Regions from separate parts of the Homo sapiens genome. Here region 1 is linked to region 2. Evidence: read pairs that join two places in POLR2A ChIA-PET (ENCODE). Cell type or tissue: PC-9. All regions are shown on one strand. Links, peaks and the distances in the headings refer to the core of each region. The heading gives the core; the rest is flanking DNA. Region 1 overlaps CYP4F3 (cytochrome P450 family 4 subfamily F member 3). Region 2 overlaps AKAP8 (A-kinase anchoring protein 8).

Region 1 (8,353 bases), core at 354-8,353, 290 kb after region 2:
TATAGGGGAGGGTAATGAGTTGACTAATGGCACACAGAGCACAGAGGACAGAGCTGGAACTTGAACCTAGGTCTCCTGACTCCCAATCTTGGGTCTTCATCTCTTAATAGTAACAGCTTTTGCTTGCACCATAACCTGGTGCTCCCGGGTAAAGGGTCCCTGGGGAGAAGATGAAGAGGCTTATTCTGGGGCGTGCATATTGATTGTTGGGGTTGGAGAGCTGCTCAAGGGAGCAAGGGACCTGCCCCAGCTCTGTCCCCTTCTCTGGCTAGGCCAAGTGGCAGCTCCTGGCCTCAGAGGGTAGTGCCCGTCTGGACATGTTTGAGCACATCAGCCTCATGACCTTGGACAGTCTGCAGAAATGTGTCTTCAGCTTTGACAGCCATTGCCAGGAGTAAGTTCTTGCCCAGGGTCTGGGATCCTGGGCCGTGGACACAAAGTTGGTAGGTGGGGGGCTGGGGAGGACTGAGCAGGGAAATCAGACAAACCTTCTTGGAGGAGTTGTTATACCTGATCGTTGAAGGACTGGTATGAATTTTATCTTGAGGTTTCCAGGGACTCATTAAAAGGGTTTGAACTGGTGGGTGTGGTCAAAGTGGGTCTCTCTCAGGGACTGACTGTAATGTAGCACTAAATGGAGTTAACACTGATGCAAAGAAGCTAGGGTGGAAGCTGGACCATGGACCAGTTGGAAGAGGATAAAGTCTGAGCTTTGTGGACAGCTTCAGGAAGGAGAAGGGGCAAGACTGTATACTGGGAGGGAGAGAGGGAATAGGAGCATAATGTGCAAACTATCCTCTGGGTGCCTAGCTGCATGGAGGCATCTCACAGAGATGGGATGCAGGGAGAGATAAGAGAGCCTGGAGAGTCGATTTCATGCTGATCCCCATCCTGCATCTGAGGGGCCATCTGTTCCTGGATACCCCGTTTACTGATAGGAGGTAGCTCCTAGCTGCTGGTGGGAGGTGATCCTGGGGCTTCAGGTGTATTAAATTGTTGCCTCCCTTTCTGCCCTTATCCTGCAGGAAGCCCAGTGAATATATTGCCGCCATCTTGGAGCTCAGTGCCCTTGTGACAAAAAGACACCAGCAGATCCTCCTGTACATAGACTTCCTGTATTATCTCACCCCTGATGGGCAGCGTTTCCGCAGGGCCTGCCGCCTGGTGCACGACTTCACAGATGCCGTCATCCAGGAGCGGCGCCGCACCCTCCCTAGCCAGGGTGTTGATGACTTCCTCCAAGCCAAGGCCAAATCCAAGACTTTGGACTTCATTGATGTACTCCTGCTGAGCAAGGTGGGCCTCTCTGGGATCTGAATTCAAGAAGTAGAAGGGAGCTTCATGTGAAATGTCAGATGAAAGAATTTGAACTTGACCCAGAGGGCACTGGGGAGCCATGGAAGGTGATTGAGGAAGGGAGGGACAGGTCAGAGATAGGTTTTGGAGATAGCTCTGTGGACTAGCACCTACCAGGGGACTGCTAAATGAAATTGTGATGAGTCTGAGATTTACTCTATTTATAAGTTAATAAGCTAATTGGCCACCTTTTAATCTATATATCTACATCTATACCTATGTCTGGGTCTATGTTTATGTTTTTGCCTATGTCTTTCTGTATCTTTGTCTCTGAGTTTGTGTCTCTCTCTATGACTATGACTATGTCTATGTCTTTGTCTTTTTCATTGGCCATATCTGTATGTCTTTGTCTGCATCTGTGTCTTCATCTTTGTTTATGTTTATGCCTTTGTGCTCTCCCTCCCTCCCTGCCTTCTTTTTCTTTCTTTCTTTCTTTCTTTCTTTCTTTCTTTCTTTCTTTCTTTCTTTCTTTCTTTCTTTCTTTCTTTCTTTCTTTTCCTTCCTTCCATCTTTCTTTCTTTCTTTTTCTTTCGTTCTTTCTTTCTTTCTTTCTTTCTCTCTCTTCTCTTTCTTTCTTTCTTTCTTTCTTTCTTTCTTTCTTTCTTTCTTTCTTTCTTTCTTTCTTTTTCTCTCTCTCTCTTTCCTTTTTTTGACGGAGTCTCGCTCTATCACCCAGGCTGCAGTGCAATGGCATGATTTTGGCTCACTGGTAACCCCTGCCTCCCGGGTTCAAGTGATTCTCCTACCTCAGCCTCCCGAGTAGCTAGGACTACAGGGGCACGCCACCATGCCTGGCTAACTTTTGCATTTTTAGTAGAGACGAGGTTTCACCATGTTGGCCAGGCTGGTCTTGAACTCCTGACTTCATGATCCATCCACCTTGGCCTCCCAAAGTACTGGGATTACAGGCGTGAGCCACTGTGCCCCACCTTGTCATGTCTTTTCTATGTCTGTGTTTATGTCTTTTTCTATATCTATATTTTCGTTCTTGTCTATGTCTATGTGTCTGTGTCTATGTCTTTTTCTTTTCTCTGTGTTTGTGTCTTTGTCTCAGTGTATGTCTATGTCCATGTTTTTTTGTCTGTGTCTATGATTATGTCTATGTCAATGCTATATCTATATCTTTGTCTTTTTTTTTTTTTGAGATGGAGTCTCGCTGTGTCACCCAGGCTGGAGTGCAGTGGTGCGATCTCGGCTTACTGCAACCTCCGCCTCCTGGGTTCAAATGATTCTCCTGCCTCAGCCTCCCAACTAGCTGGGATTAGAGGCACCTGGCTAATTTTTTGTATTTTTAGTACAGACGGAGCTTCACTATTTTTAGTCTCAAACTCCTGAGCTCGTGATCTGCCTGTCTCAGCCTCCCAAAGTGCTGGGATTACAGGTGTGAGCCACTGCACCCGGCCATATTTTTGTCTTTGAATTTGCCTGTGCCTGTGTCTGTTTTTGTCTGTCCATGTTTATGTCTATGAGTATTTGTGTCTGTGTCTATGTCCATGTCTATGTTTATGTGTATTTGTGTGTCTGTGTTTGTGTCTAAGTCTATGACTTTTTCCATGTGTTTCTGTGTCTATGTCTGTGTGTCTATGTCTTTGTCTATGTGTATGTCTGTTGTGACAGAGGCATTAAATCTCTGGATCAGAGCAGCTCATGTCTTGCTTACGGCAATACTATCAGCCAGAGTAGGATTGTGGCACTGACTCTCCATTCCCAAGTCAAATTCCTCCAAGGGCAATGCGATGTTTTCCCCTGTACGTGCAGCAGACTTTGTACCCTAGGAAAGGCACCCTATATTATGAGTCTCAGCACATTTTCTATAGAGAGAGAGAGAGAGGAAGAAAGAGAGAGGGCACCAGCTTTGTGAGAGATTATGTGCTTTGTTCTGGATGCCATATTCCATAGACTTACAACTCAAATGTCTCCAGGGAGATAAGATTCATTTACCACTGTAGAATGTGGGCAAATATCTTTGAAGCAATACTTAATCTCTAATTTCCAAGACAAATTGCCATTTAATTATCCTGTAACCCAGGTTGCCAGTGATTTTTTTCTCAGAAAGTTTTCATCAAGCAGAAACATGAAAGCATTCATGGGTCATTGAGTCTTCCCATTAGGGACCAAAGAAAAGGCAAGGAAGCCAGGGAGGAAGCCCATGGGGTTGGGGCTCTGGCCATGGTGACCAAGAAGGGTCTAGGAGAGCAAGATGGGCTTGGGTTTCTCGAAAGAGGATGAATCTTCAGAGACTGTCTCAGATTAGACTCAAGAGCCCTCAGAGGTACTGTGACTTTTTATGGGGGTGGGGGTGGGGGGTTATTGCCTTCTCTCCAGGATGAAGATGGGAAGAAGTTGTCCGATGAGGACATAAGAGCAGAAGCTGACACCTTTATGTTTGAGGGTGAGGGCCCCAGTGTGGGGCTAGAGTGGGGACTTGGATATCTCCATTCCAGGAACAGGGTGGGTGGACCCCTCGCACTTCCCATCCCCCTTCCCCCATCCTCCCTGAGGTCCTCAATGCAAGGTTGCTGTACACCCTCGGGTGCTGAAGCAGCCCAGAGACCCAAGCCTGCCTTGCTGCCCCCCAGGCCATGACACCACAGCCAGTGGTCTCTCCTGGGTCCTGTACCACCTTGCAAAGCACCCGGAATACCAGGAGCGCTGTCGGCAGGAGGTGCAAGAGCTTCTGAAGGACCGTGAGCCTAAAGAGATTGAATGGTGAGTGCAGGTGCTGGTGCCCTGTTCCTGAGCCTGTCTCATTGGCTCTGTTCCCCAGGTAGGGAGGGGAGAAGGGGTTGTTTTTGTTGATTCTGCCACTATTGCTTAGTGGGAATAGGAGCAGAGGACCACAGGCAGGACTTAGTACCCATCCTGACTGTCTGGGCAAAGGTTATAGGCCCTTAGGACAGAAAGACCTGGGCTTCTGAGAGAATTGTTGATGATATGTGAGGACAGATAACGCCACTTAGCATGTGTTCAGCAAATGAACTTCCCCTCCACTCTCTTCCTTTTCTCCAAGAAATATTTTTTTGAATGTCTTCACTTGTTGAATGTTTGCTCTTCTGTTCCCTAATTCCTACCCTTCCATCCAGTCCAGGGATTTATAAGGGAGACCTGGGGGTAAAATTCATCCATTCTTGTCCAGAACACCTGCATCATTCATCCATCCAGTCCTCGTTCAGCAAATACTCTCATACTGCATTCCAACCCCCACATCTGTGCACAGCATCTTTCTGTGCTCTGGAGACCTGGGAAGGACCCAACCAGGGATCTATTTTCCAGGTGCTCCCAGCCTGGTGGGGGAACTGTCCCTGGGCAGGACAGTCCCAGCCCACGTGGGCAGGGATGGGGTTTACAGTAAGGGAAGCAGGACTAGGGGGGTATAGAAAGTGTCTCAGTTGAAAGCCTGAATAATGATCAGTAGATAATTGGGTACAGTTGGGGAGCAGTGCTGTAGGTCAAGAAGACCACCTGGGGTCTTCGGGGGAGGAAGAGAGAGAGGAGAGAGAGAGAGAGAGAGAGAGAGAGAGAGAGAGAGAGAGAGAGAGAGAGCAGGGTCAGGACAGAAAGGAGGAGAAGGGGAGAAAGAGGGAGAGACTGACTTGTGGTGAGATGATAAAACTGGAGATGGTAGCAGGGGCTGGCTGTGGAAGCCTTGGGGAAAATGTTAATGGCTTCAGTTTTAGCCCAAGGGCAATAGGGAGCCATGAGAAGTGTTTGAACAGGGAGGGACAAGTCACATCTGGGTACCAGGAAGATCTTTCTAGGGCTAGTGTGGAGGGTGTACTGGAGAGGACCAGCTATAGAATGAGAGCGCAGTGGGGACATTCTGAGGCTCAAGCCAGGCCAGGGGCTGGAGGAAGGAGAGGAAGCATTGGAGTGGACGGGTGTCTTGGACTCAGTGTCCTCCCGTCCATGCCTTTGCCCAGCACAGCAGTCCTGGGAAGGGAAGAAACATTTTTATGCTTCTAAAATAAAGAATATTTTTGCAATTTTATTTTTTAAAACACATTTTTATTGATGCATAATAGATGCACATAGTTTTGAAATACATGTGATAATCTAATACATTCATATAATTGATAAAGATCAAATCAGTGTACTTGGGATATCCATTGCCTGAAATATTTGTCTTTTCTTTATGCTAGAAACATAACTAACATAAGCAAACTACTTTCTAATGTACAGTACATATTGTAAACTACAGTGAACCTACTGATCTATCAAGTGCTAGGTTTTATTTCTCCTATCAAAACTCAAATTCGTACCCATTAATCAACTTCTCCTTATCCTTCCCTCCCCTCTGCCAATCTATCTTCTTTTTTCATGAGATCCACTTTTTCAGCTCCCACACGTGAGTGAGAACATGCGATATTTGTCTTTCTGTTTTTGGCTTATTTACTTACCACAATGACCTCCAGTTCCATCCATGTTGCCACAAATGACAAAATTTCAGTCTTTTAAATGGCTGAATAGTATTCCATTGTGTATACACACTACATTTTCTTTATACATTCATCTATTGATAGACACTTAAGTTGATTCCATATTTTCGTTGTTGTGAATAGTGCTGCAATAAATACAGAAGTACAGATGTCTCTTCCATATATTTATTTTCTTTCTTTGGGATAGAAATTTCTTCTCTTTCTTTTCAGTAGTGGAATTTCTGGGTTATATGGCAGTTCTAGTTTTAGTTTCTTGAGGAACCTCTGTGCTGTTCTCTGCAGTGGCTGCACTAATTTATATTCCCACCAACAGTGTGTGTGAGTTCCCCTTTCTCCATATCCTCACCAGCATCTATCATTGCCTGTCTTTTTGATAAAAGCCATTTTAACTGGGATGAGATGATATCTCATTGTGGTTTTGATTTGCATTTCTCTGACTGTTAGTGACATTGAGCATTTTTCCATCTACCTATTGGCCATTTGTATGTTTTATTTTAAGAAATGTCTATTCAGATCTTTTGCCCATTTTAAAATCAGATATTTGGTTACTTTTCCTATTGAGTTGTTTGAGCTGCTTATGTATTCTGGTTATTAATCGCTTGTCAGATGAGTAGTTTGTGAGTATTTTCTGCCATTCTGTGGGTTGATTCTTCGCTTTGTTGATTGTTTCCTTTGCTGTGCAGAAGCTTTTTTGCTTGATATAATCTCATTTCTCTATTGGCTCTGCTTTTGAGGTCTTACATAGAAAGTCTTTGCCCAGACCCATGTCCCGGAGTATAAAACCAAGATTTCAAGCAAAATTATGCGTGTAGTTTAAAAAAAATGGTCGAAAGACTTTATGACAAAAATGAAGTTCCTTATTAAGCTCCACCTTAGCGGTGACTACAGTCAACAGTTCTCTGTGTATTCTTCTAGAAAATGGCTATCCCGATGCCCACATTTATATGAACTCACACTGTGACTTTTATTTATATGAACACTTACTGTGCTTTTCTTTGTAAGTGAAAGTCCATAAAATAGACACGGGTCTGCATATTATCTCTGAGATCTTTTGCTTTTCTCAAAATATACATTTTGGAAAATGAGTTTGTTTTTAAATTTGTTCTTTGTCTTTAATTGACAAGTTTTAATTATATATGTTTAGAGGCACAGTATGATGTTGTGATATATGTATACAACCTGAAATTATTAAATCAAGGTAATGAACAAATCCATCACTTCATGTGTTTATCATTTTTGTGTTGAGAACATTTGAAGTTTACTTTCTTAGCAATTTCAACTAATACAATACATTGTTCACTAAAGGCACCAGGCTGGGCAGCAGATCTCAAAAACTTATTCCTGTTGTCTAACTGAAGCTTCTACCCTTTGACCAACATTTCACCCTTCTCTGTCCCTCCCCCACCCCTGGCCTCTGGTAACCACCATTCTATTCCTATTTCTATGAGCTCAACTATTTTAGGTCCCAAGATAAGTAAGATCATGTGTGTTTGTCTCTTCTGCACCTGGCTTACTTCACTTAGCATGAGTTCCTCCAGGTTCTTCCATGTTGTGGCAAATGAGATAATTTTTTCTTTTTTAAAGGCTAAATGGGATTCCATTGTGTATATATATATATATATACACCACATGGAAAAACAACATTAAATTACAAAATGAATGATAAAAAAGAGTTCTTCTTGTACCAAATGAGACATTACAGATAAGACTAGGGTTTTCCTTGACAATCCTGCCACCTGACCTAATCCTTTCTCATTCTCCAAAGGTGTTTCTAGAGCCATAGATTTGTTTATCTATCTATCTATCTATCTATCTATCTATCTATCTATCTATCTATCTATCTATTTCTATCATCTATCAATGTATCTATCATTGATCTATCTATCATCTATCAATGTATCTATCATCTATCTCTATTATCTGTCTATCTATCTATCATCTATGTATCTCTGTATCTATCATCTATGTAACTATGTCTCCATCATCTATTATCTATCTCTCTACTTATTTATCTACCTATTATCTATGTATCTATCTATATCATCTATTTATCTATCTATCTATCTATCTATCTATCTATCTATCTATCATCCATCCATCCATGATCTATCTCTCCACCATCTATGAATCATTCATTTTTATAAATATATATCCATATGCTTCTTGCTGTTTTACATGTACATATGTATATATTTGTCACTTTTTTTCACTCAACAGGGTGCCTTAATGCTATCTTTTTCTGAGTGCTGTATATTTTATTCCATATTTTATTCAGCTCATTTCTATGTTGAAGAGGACATTAAACATTTTCAATTATAGTCAATATTTCCAATTTGCCTTCCAGAGTGTCTGTACTGATTTACCTTCTAGCCTGCAGTATGTGGTGAGACTAGTGATCCCTATTTCCTTCTTTTGTGTAACTGTATAGTATTCCATTGTGTGGCTGTTTATCTAAACATTTTCCCATTAATGTATATTTGGCTTGTCTCCAAACTTTTGCTAAACTGGACATGAAGCTGTCAGCACGTGTGCACAGTGACCATTCCTTACATGCATAGGCA
Region 2 (8,670 bases), core at 324-8,323:
TCCTCTATAGAGCAAGATATATTCCTAGTATTCAGCTGTTCCCAACCAAATAAAAAAAAAAATTAAGGAAAAAAATAAAAAAGGAAGCATTCCATCAGTGGCTGTATTGAACAAGTAATGTATCATCAAGATATAATCACCCAACCTTTATTATTCCAAGTGCACTACTGTCAAGAGACATGTTACAGCCGCTAAGGACAATGTACTTCAGCTTTGAAACCTGGGCAAGAAGCCACACGACTGCATGAGACAAGCCGTGAGAGGCACTGCTCAGGAGGAAACGCTGGGTCTCTTCACCAAAATTAGATTACAGCATATTCTGGGAGCACACGCCCTTGTACTGCTTACAAACCAAGGGAGAAAGACCAACGCATCCATCATCCCAACGCCTTCCCTGGAACAGGGAAATGAGCATCATTCTGTGGGAACAGCGTCTTTAGACTCTGCATCAGTTTGTTCCACTTCAGCATCCGCGGCAGCTGGGGCAGGAGCAACTCTGGTTTGGGCACTTTCTGCCTCTGCTGCCATTGTCTCGGCGCCATTTCCAGCCTCTGCAGCCTCACTTCTGGCCTTGGGGACGCCCTTCTCATGTGCCGTTCCACAGGGCACCTGCTCTTCCAGCAGCTGTTCGGCTTGAGGATCACTACCGGCCTCCGCTGTGTCCGTGGGGCCTTCGTCCTCAGCCGGCTCCCCGCTGCTCTCTGGAGCGGGCGCTCCTTCCCCATCTACGGCCCTCACTGCTGCTGTAATCACCTCTGCTAAGACGTCCGCGGCCACCTCCTCAGGTGTCTCTTTCTTATCCTCACCTCCTAAATTGTCATCTCCTTCCATTTCTGGATCAACAGTTTCACTGGTGAAAGGGTCCTCACCCTGGCCAAAGAGGAAACACCGGTCAGCGTGGTGTAAGCAGAGCTCAGGAGGCCCATGATTGCGGGGATGTCAGCTTTTCAGAACCAGCAGTCCACAAGGGAAACACTTCTGTAAATTATGCCACAGGAGTGAATCCTACATGTTCTCAGAGCCTACAGATTCAGAAAACACCTCGGGGAGATATTCTGCAATTTTTTTTTTTTTTGAGATGGAGTCTCGCTGTTGCCCAGGCTGGACTGCAGTGGTGCGATCTCGGCTCACTGCAACCTCCGCCTCCTGTGTTTTTAGTAGAGATGGGGTTTCCACCCACCTCAGCCTCCCAAAGCGCTGCGATTACAGGTGTGAACCACCATGCCCGGCCCATTCTGCAATTTTTTTTTTTTTGAGACGGAGTTTTGCTTTGTTGCCCAGGATGGAGTGCAATGGCGCGATCTCAGCTCACCACAACCTCTGCCTCCTGGTTTCAAGTGATTCTCCTGCCTCAGCCTCCTGAGTAGCTGGGATTACAGGCAGGAGCCACCACGCCCGGCTAATTTTGTATTTTTAGTGGAGACGGGGTTTCACCATGTTGGGCAGACTGGTCTGGAACTCCAGACCTCAGGTGATCCGCCTGCCTTGGCCTCCCAAAATGCTGGGATTACAGGCACGAGCCACCGTGCCTGGCCTGCAATTTTTAATCAAGCATGTACCAGCGAGGAAAAGTTCACAAGCCCAGCCTTAACTTGATGTTTTTTAAAAAAGGGCATGAGGCCGGGCGTGATGGCTCACACCTGTAATCCCAGCACTTTGGGAGGCCAAGATGGGTGGATCACGAGGTCAGGAGATGGACACCATCCTGGCTAACACAGTGAAACCCCATCTCTACTAAAAATACAAAAAAAAAAATTAGCCGGGCATGGTGGCGAGCGCCTGTAGTCCCAGCTACTCGGGAGGCTGAGGCAGCAGAATGGCGTGAACCTGGGAGGCGGAGCTTGCAGTAAGTCGAGATCACGCCACTGAACTCCAGCCTGGCAGCCTGGGCGACAGAGTCAGACTCCATCTCAAAAAAATAAAATAAAATAAAATAAAGGGCATGTAATAGGAAGTTAACACTACGTAATATTTTAGTTTCATTAAGGTACAGTGGCTCACGCCTGTAATCCCAGCACTTTGGGAGGCTGGGGCTGGAGGACTGCCGGAGCTCAGGAGTTCGAGACCAGCCTGGGCAACGTGGCGAATCAAGATTCAAATCCAAGTCTGACTCCCTCAGAAGTCAAAATTCTCCTAAGTATATGATAGAAAACTATCTGTAGTCTAAAACAAGCAAACTAAAAGTTATCATTACCAGATTAGGAAACATGTTTTAAAATATGATGCTTAGGGCAAGGTGCTCACGCCTGTAACCCCAGCAATTTGGGAGGTCAAGGCGGGAGGATCACTTGAGGCCAGACCAGCATGGGCAACAGAGCAAGACTGTCTTAAAAAATTAGCCAGCATGTGGCCGGGTGCAGTGGCTCACGTCTGTAATTCCAACACTTTGGGAGGCGGAAGCAGGCAGATCACAAGGTCAGGAGATGGAGACCATCCTGGCTAACACAGTGAAACCCCATCTCTCTTTTCTTTTTTTGAGACGGAGTCTTGGTCTGTCGCCAAGGCTGGAGTGCAATGGCGCGATCTTGGCTCACTGCAACCTGCACCTCCCGGATTCAAGCAATTCACTGCCTCAGCCTCCCAAGTAGCTGGGATTACAGGTGCCCGCCACCACGCCTGGCTAATTTTTTTTTTATTTTTAGTAGAGATGGGGTTTCACCATCTTGGCCAGGCTGGTCTTGAACTCCTGACCTCGTGATGCACCCGCCTCGGCCTCCCAAAGTGCTGGGATTACAGGCGTGAGCCACCACGCCCGGCCACCCCATCCCCCTGCAAAACATTAGCCAGGCATGGTGGTGGGCGCCTGTAGTCCCAGGTACTCAGGAGGCTGAGGCAGGAGAACGGCATGAACCCAGGACACAGAGCTTGCAGTGAGCCGGGATCGCACCACTGCACTCCAGCCTGGGTGACAGAGCAAGACTCCATCTCAAAAAAAAAAAAAAAAAAAAAAAAAAAAAATTAGCCAGGTGTGGTGGTGTACTATTGCAGTCCCAGCTACCTGGCAGGCTGAGTGGGGAGGATCTCTTGAGCTCAGGAATTCGAGGCTGCAGAGAATCTCTGCAGGAATCTCTTGGCTGGGTACCAAGAGAACAAGACCCTGACTCAAAAAAAAAGACGCTTAGAAGCCTGAGCTCACACTTGACTCTGGAAACTTTTACCTTGCTTAAGCTGCAAAGGTAAAATATACATCAGTCATGTTTCCTCCCTCTTTTTTTTTTTTTTTTTTTTTTTGAGACAAGGTCTCACTCTGCCATCCAGGCTGGAGTGCAGTGGCACGATCTTGGCTCACTGCAACCTCCGCCTCCTGAGTAGCTGGGACCACAGGCGCATGCCACCACGCCTGGCTAATTTATGTATTTTTTGTACAGACAGGGTTTCACCATGTTGTCCGGGCTGGTCTTGAACTCCTGAACTCAAAGTGATCCGCCCACCCCAGCCTCCCAAAGTACTGGGATTACAGGTGTGAGCCACCACGCCCGGCCCAGTCATGTTTCTTCAATTGGTTATTTAGATTCTGTGCCTTTAATAGATGGAACTGTCAAATATGGAAGTGTTTAGTAACTGAGAGGAGGGCAAAGGTCCTGAAGTCAGGTTGTGGGCTGGGACTTAGCCACCTGCCCCAAATGCTAAAGTCCTGGGATGAACACTGAGCAAAATGGGTTTCACAAGGAAGAACTGGGAGCTCTTCCAACCAGCCTTCTCTCCATGAGCACCCACTTTGGGACTTCGATATGCTGCTCCCATCATGAAGGCTCTGGTTCTTCACTACCCCTCACCTTCAACCTCACTGTCAGTTGGCTCTATCAATGAAATCTCTTTTTAGCTTCTCTCCTGGAAAATTCTCATGTACCTTGGATTCTTTTTTTTTTTTTGAAATGGGGTCTCACTCTGTCACCTGGGCTGGAGTGTAGTGGCGCAATCGTTAACTCCTCTAACTCCTGAGCTCAGGGATCCTCCTGCCTCAGCCTCCCAAACTATTGGCATTACAGGCATGAGCCATAATTCCCGGTTCCCCGCTTTCCTTTATTTTCAAGACCAGTCTTGCTATGTTACCCAGGCTGAAGTGCAGTGGTAACACCATCACTCACTGTAGCCTCAAATTCCTGGGCTCAAGCAATCCTCCCATCCCAGCTTCCCGAGTAGGGCTAGCCTTGGGTTTTTCTTAAAAAATCACCTAACCATCATTTGCTCAGAATTTTAAGGCTAAACAATCAGGATTTTTCATGGTAAAAATCCATTACGCACTGATTAATCAAGCAGCGCCACATCCCCAGAGTCCCCAGGCAAGCACTGACTCATTAGAAATCCCAGTTGTCATGTTCCTGAGCTTGATGCATTCCAGTGTCCCTCAACTGTCAAAAGACTCAGAAATGCTAAATGCTGCACTCTGGATTCAACTCCCTGCTCCTGGGGTTCATCTTCCCTTTTGAAAGCTTTTCCTGTCTGTGGTACTTGCAAGCACAAACCTTGAGGTATTTTTCCAGCATCTTCACTATATGTCTGTTGTTCAAAACACTCTTAGCCACATGGAGACTGGTTTTCTTGAACTGTTCAGCAGCCAACTGCAAAGGGAACCAAATGTGAGCTCTTAAAAATGGCAAAGATTAAGGAAGAGAATAAACCAGCCAGGCTCTGCCGAGTCATCCTGAGATCAGCCCTATGCAGAGAAGCGAATCTCAAAACGCCAGCCTCCAAGAATAGAAGGCTCCAGAGACTGTGCAACCAAGACTAACAAACTGGAAAAGCTAGGCAATCTTAAGAGATAAATGCAAAGATGCACCACTGATACCCATGTAGCACATGCAGAATTGGGGGTGAAACAAGAGCATTTACAAATGAAAGGCTGTGTGGACTCAGTGGAGGAAAAGGACAAGCTCTTTCTTTTCAGTTTTTGGGGTTACATTGATTTCATAAGTTCAACAACAAAAGTATGAATATGCTGGGTGTGGCAGCTCATGCCTGTAATCCTAGCACGTTGGGAGGCTGAGGCATGTGGATCACTTGAGGCCAGGAGTTCGAGACAAGCCTGGCCATCATGGTGAAACCCTGTCTACAAAATATAAAAATTAGCTGGGTGTGGTGGTGCACACCCGTAATCCCAGCTACTCAGGAGACTGAGGCATGAGAATTTGGGAGATGGAGGTTGCAATCAGCTGAGATTGTACCACTGCATTCCAGCCTGGGCAATGGAGTGAGACTCTGTCTCAAAAAATAAAATTAAAAACAAAAACAAAAACAAAAAACAAACACACAACCATGACTGCACCAAGTCTCTGTTTTAGAGCCTGACTTGTTTGCACAATGGTCCCTTGTTTGTATACTGCTTTTCAGCTGATCTTTAACAGTACTGGGGCTGGGTGCAGTGGCTCACACCTGTAATCCCAGCACTCTGGGAGGCTGAGGCGGGTGGATCACCTGAGGTCAGGAGTTCAAGACCAGCCTGGCCAACATGGTGAAACCCCGTCTCTATTAAAAATACAAAAAATTAGCCGGGCATTGTGGTGGGCGCCTGTAATCCCAGCTACTTAGGAGGCTGAGGCTGGAGAATTGCTTGAACCTGGGAGGCAGAAGTTGCAGTGAACTGAGATCGTGCCACTGCACTCCAGCCTGGGCAACAAGAGTGAAACTCCGTAAAAAAAAAACAAAAAAACAAAAACGTAAACCAAAAAACCAAAACCAAAACCAAAACCAAAACACAGTACTGTGAGATGGGTGAGCAGCTCTTGACCTCCCCATTTAATAGCTGAGTAAACTAAGGAGAGAGCTGCTAACCCAGGGCCAGAAAGTGACAGGCTGCAGAGCAAACGCAGCCACAGGCACTCTTCACTGTCTGCTTTTCTGCACTGACAGCAGGTAGAGCTGTTGCTGGATAGGGCCTCTATGGTCTGCAATGCTAAAAATACTCATGATCTGACTCTTTACAAAATAAGGTATTTTTCCAGCATCTTCAACACTTGACCCCTGGGCTCAACATTTAGCCTGAAGCCCCAGCAGCTAGGTAAGGACAGAACCAGTCCTTTAGTCCAAGTCCCCTGGGCCACTCAGCTTTCAATGGCCCTTCGGTCTCAGCTTATGGAAGCCCCCAGGCCTTCCGCTAGTGGGAAAACTGACCAACGTGGAAACACTATCAGGAGAATCTCAGCTACTGCATTTAATCGAGTCTAAGCAACACATTTTCTCACATTTTTATAAAAATTGAGACGAATCTTACGACCCATCGATGGAAGTGATAGACTTGAAACATAGCAAGAACCCCTAAAGATGTTGTTATTCCCCATAAGACACAGCAGGCTCTGAGCCGCAGCCCTGCAATGAGCACCCCAGGCAGTGTGGGGAGGAAGACTCACCCTGCGGTTGTGATTGTGGTCCACGGAGTGCAGGTGCCGCTGGAGGAGCTGCGGCTGTGCAGGAATTAGCATGTCGCAGGCCAGGCAGTGAGCAGCCTCGATCTTCTTGAAGAAGTGCTCCTGGCCAATCCCTGCCAGGAAACGCATGTCTTGTAGGATCTGGGACAGCAAGTGATGCTTTCCTCCTACTCCCCATCTGGGCCCACGTTTTCTCCCTGCAACTCTAAGGAATCAGAAGGGCACAGCCTGCCTTTCTATGGGGAGTATGGGTCAGCACATCGGCCTCTATAGCTGTGAATTCTGCACTTTTCAGCTTTTCTGTTCCTCCTGGTTGTTTCTTTTCAAACCAAGGAGGAAAAGATATGAAAGTGCTTAATGTCACTGATATAAGCTGCAATCTATGCAAGGCCACATCCGAAGGTTTCTTTCCATTGCTGCTGAGCGCTCTTCCCACGGGTCTCGTCATCACCTTCTCAGCCAACTTGGGCTGGCTTCATGCCACTTTTTTTTTTTTTTTTTTTGAGACAGAGTCTTGCTCTGTCGCCTAGGCTGGAGTGCAGTGGTGCAATCTTGGCTCACTGCAAGCTCTGACTCCCAGGTTGACACCATTCTCCTGCCTCAGCCTCCCAAGTAGCTGGGACTACAGGTGCCCGCCACCACGCCCGGCTAATTTTTTGTATTTTTTTAGTAGAGACGGGGTTTCACCGTGTCAGACAGGATGGCCTTGATCTCCTGACCTCATGATCCGCCTGCCTCAGCCTCCCAAAGTGCTGGGATTACAGGTGTGAGCCACCGTGCCCGGCCTCGTGCCACGTTTTACGGGTCCTGTCACATGCCTTACTACCATCCAGGAAAGCACTCATCCTGGGATGACAACTCACCTTTGAAAGGATCTGGTTTTGGTTTTGCGGTTTCTTTCTCCATCAATTCCTGACGCCGCTTCTCAATTTTCTTATTTCTGTTTACAATGTATTCCTAGGTGGGATTGGAGAGGGCATAAAGTAAAATGAGAGGTGGGCGCATGTGGGCATTTCTCAACTGCCAGGGCTAGGCAGGCAGCTATCAGAGCAGCTGCGTGGGGCAGCACAGCACGATGGCTGGAGCTCCCGGTTGTCCCTGTGACTCAGGGACTTACACAGCTACTCTATCTGGGAAAGGAAACCTTGGCCAAGTATAGCCTCTGATTTCCCTTCCTCCTTCAAGGGATCCGGCACCTGCGGGATGGGCAAGAGACGCGGTGACGGGGCCCAGGTTTCCTTTACCTGGAGGAACTCCACGGTCTTGTCGGGCAGCTTGGTGCTTATGAACCGCAGGGTCTCTTTGTGAAATTTGCTTTGCAGATGCTTCTGGATCTCTTCGTCATCAAAGCTACGGAACTTGCATACAGAACAGGCAAACTGAATTCTGTAGAAGGAAAACAAGGAGGGGAGTGAAGCAGGGAGCATCAGCGAGTGAAGCAGGGGGCATCAGCTCACCTCTGAGGAGAGCTGAAATAGAAACAGGATTTTCAGCTCTCCCCCTCCCCCTCTCCCTCTCCCCACGGTCTCCCTCTGATGCCGAGCCGAAGCTGGACGGTACTGCTGCCATCTCGGCTCACTGCAACCTCCCTGCCTGATTCTCCTGCCTCAGCCTGCCTACTGCCTGCGATTGCAGGCGCGCGCCGCCACGCCTGACTGGTTTTCGTATTTTTTTGGTGGAGACGGGGTTTCGCTGTGTTGGCCGGGCTGGTCTCCAGCTCCTAACCGCGAGTGATCCGCCAGCCTCGGCCTCCCGAGGTGCCGGGATTGCAGACGGAGTCTCGTTCACTCAGTGCTCAATGGTGCCCAGGCTGGAGTGCAGTGGCGTGATCTCGGCTCGCTACAACCTCCACCTCCCAGCCGCCTGCCTTGGCCTCCCAAAGTGCCGAGATTGCAGCCTCTGCCCGGCCGCCACCCCGTCTGGGAAGTGAGGAGCGTCTCCGCCTGGCCGCCCATCGTCTGGGATGTGAGGAGCCCCTCTGCCTGGCTGCCCAGTCTGGAAAGTGAGGAGCGTCTCTGCCCGGCCGCCATCCCATCTAGGAAGTGAGGAGCGCCTCTTCCCGGCCGCCATCACATCTGGGAAGTGAGGAGCGTCTCTGCCCAGCCGCCCATTGTCTGAGATGTGGGGAGCACCTCTGCCCTGCCGCCCCGTCCGGGATGTGAGGAGCGTCTCTGCCTGGCCGCCCTGTCTGAGAAGTGAGGAGACCCTCTGCCTGGCAACCGCCCCGTCTGAGAAGTGAGGAGCCCCTCCGCCCGGCAGCCGCCCCGTCTGAGAAGTAAGGAGCCCCTCCGCCCAGCAGCCACCC

Evidence for each region. ChIA-PET counts read pairs that join two places held together with the same protein. Peaks named below come from ENCODE experiments on the same cell type or tissue, not always from the same donor. Only the 100,000 strongest peaks of a DNase experiment are listed, where the experiment ranks them.
Region 1: POLR2A ChIA-PET joins it to region 2 with 12 read pairs; 2 of 35 experiments call an interaction of 5 or more read pairs at or near these places.

The regions. Positions count from the first base shown.
Region 1 is chr19:15,648,888-15,657,240 of GRCh38, forward strand. It overlaps CYP4F3 (cytochrome P450 family 4 subfamily F member 3), which reads left to right. Exons shown (of 13, transcript NM_000896.3): 6 at 273-394; 7 at 1,026-1,296; 8 at 3,682-3,748; 9 at 3,936-4,065. Among named protein-coding and RNA genes, the nearest start is that of CYP4F3, 12 kb to the left of the region's middle. In PC-9, for the core only: no CTCF peak of the experiment used is centred there; no DNase peak of the experiment used is centred there.
Region 2 is chr19:15,354,501-15,363,170 of GRCh38, forward strand. AKAP8 (A-kinase anchoring protein 8) reads right to left here. Exons shown (of 14, transcript NM_005858.4): 10 at 7,610-7,751; 11 at 7,229-7,322; 12 at 6,348-6,478; 13 at 4,467-4,562; 14 at 1-870. The coding sequence ends at 415. LOC124904643 (a long non-coding RNA gene) reads left to right here. Exons shown (of 4, transcript XR_007067146.1): 4 at 7,551-7,634. Among named protein-coding and RNA genes, the nearest start is that of AKAP8, 21 kb to the right of the region's middle. RefSeq lists an enhancer at 5,558-5,697. In PC-9, for the core only: no CTCF peak of the experiment used is centred there; no DNase peak of the experiment used is centred there; H3K27ac peaks cover 2,042 bases.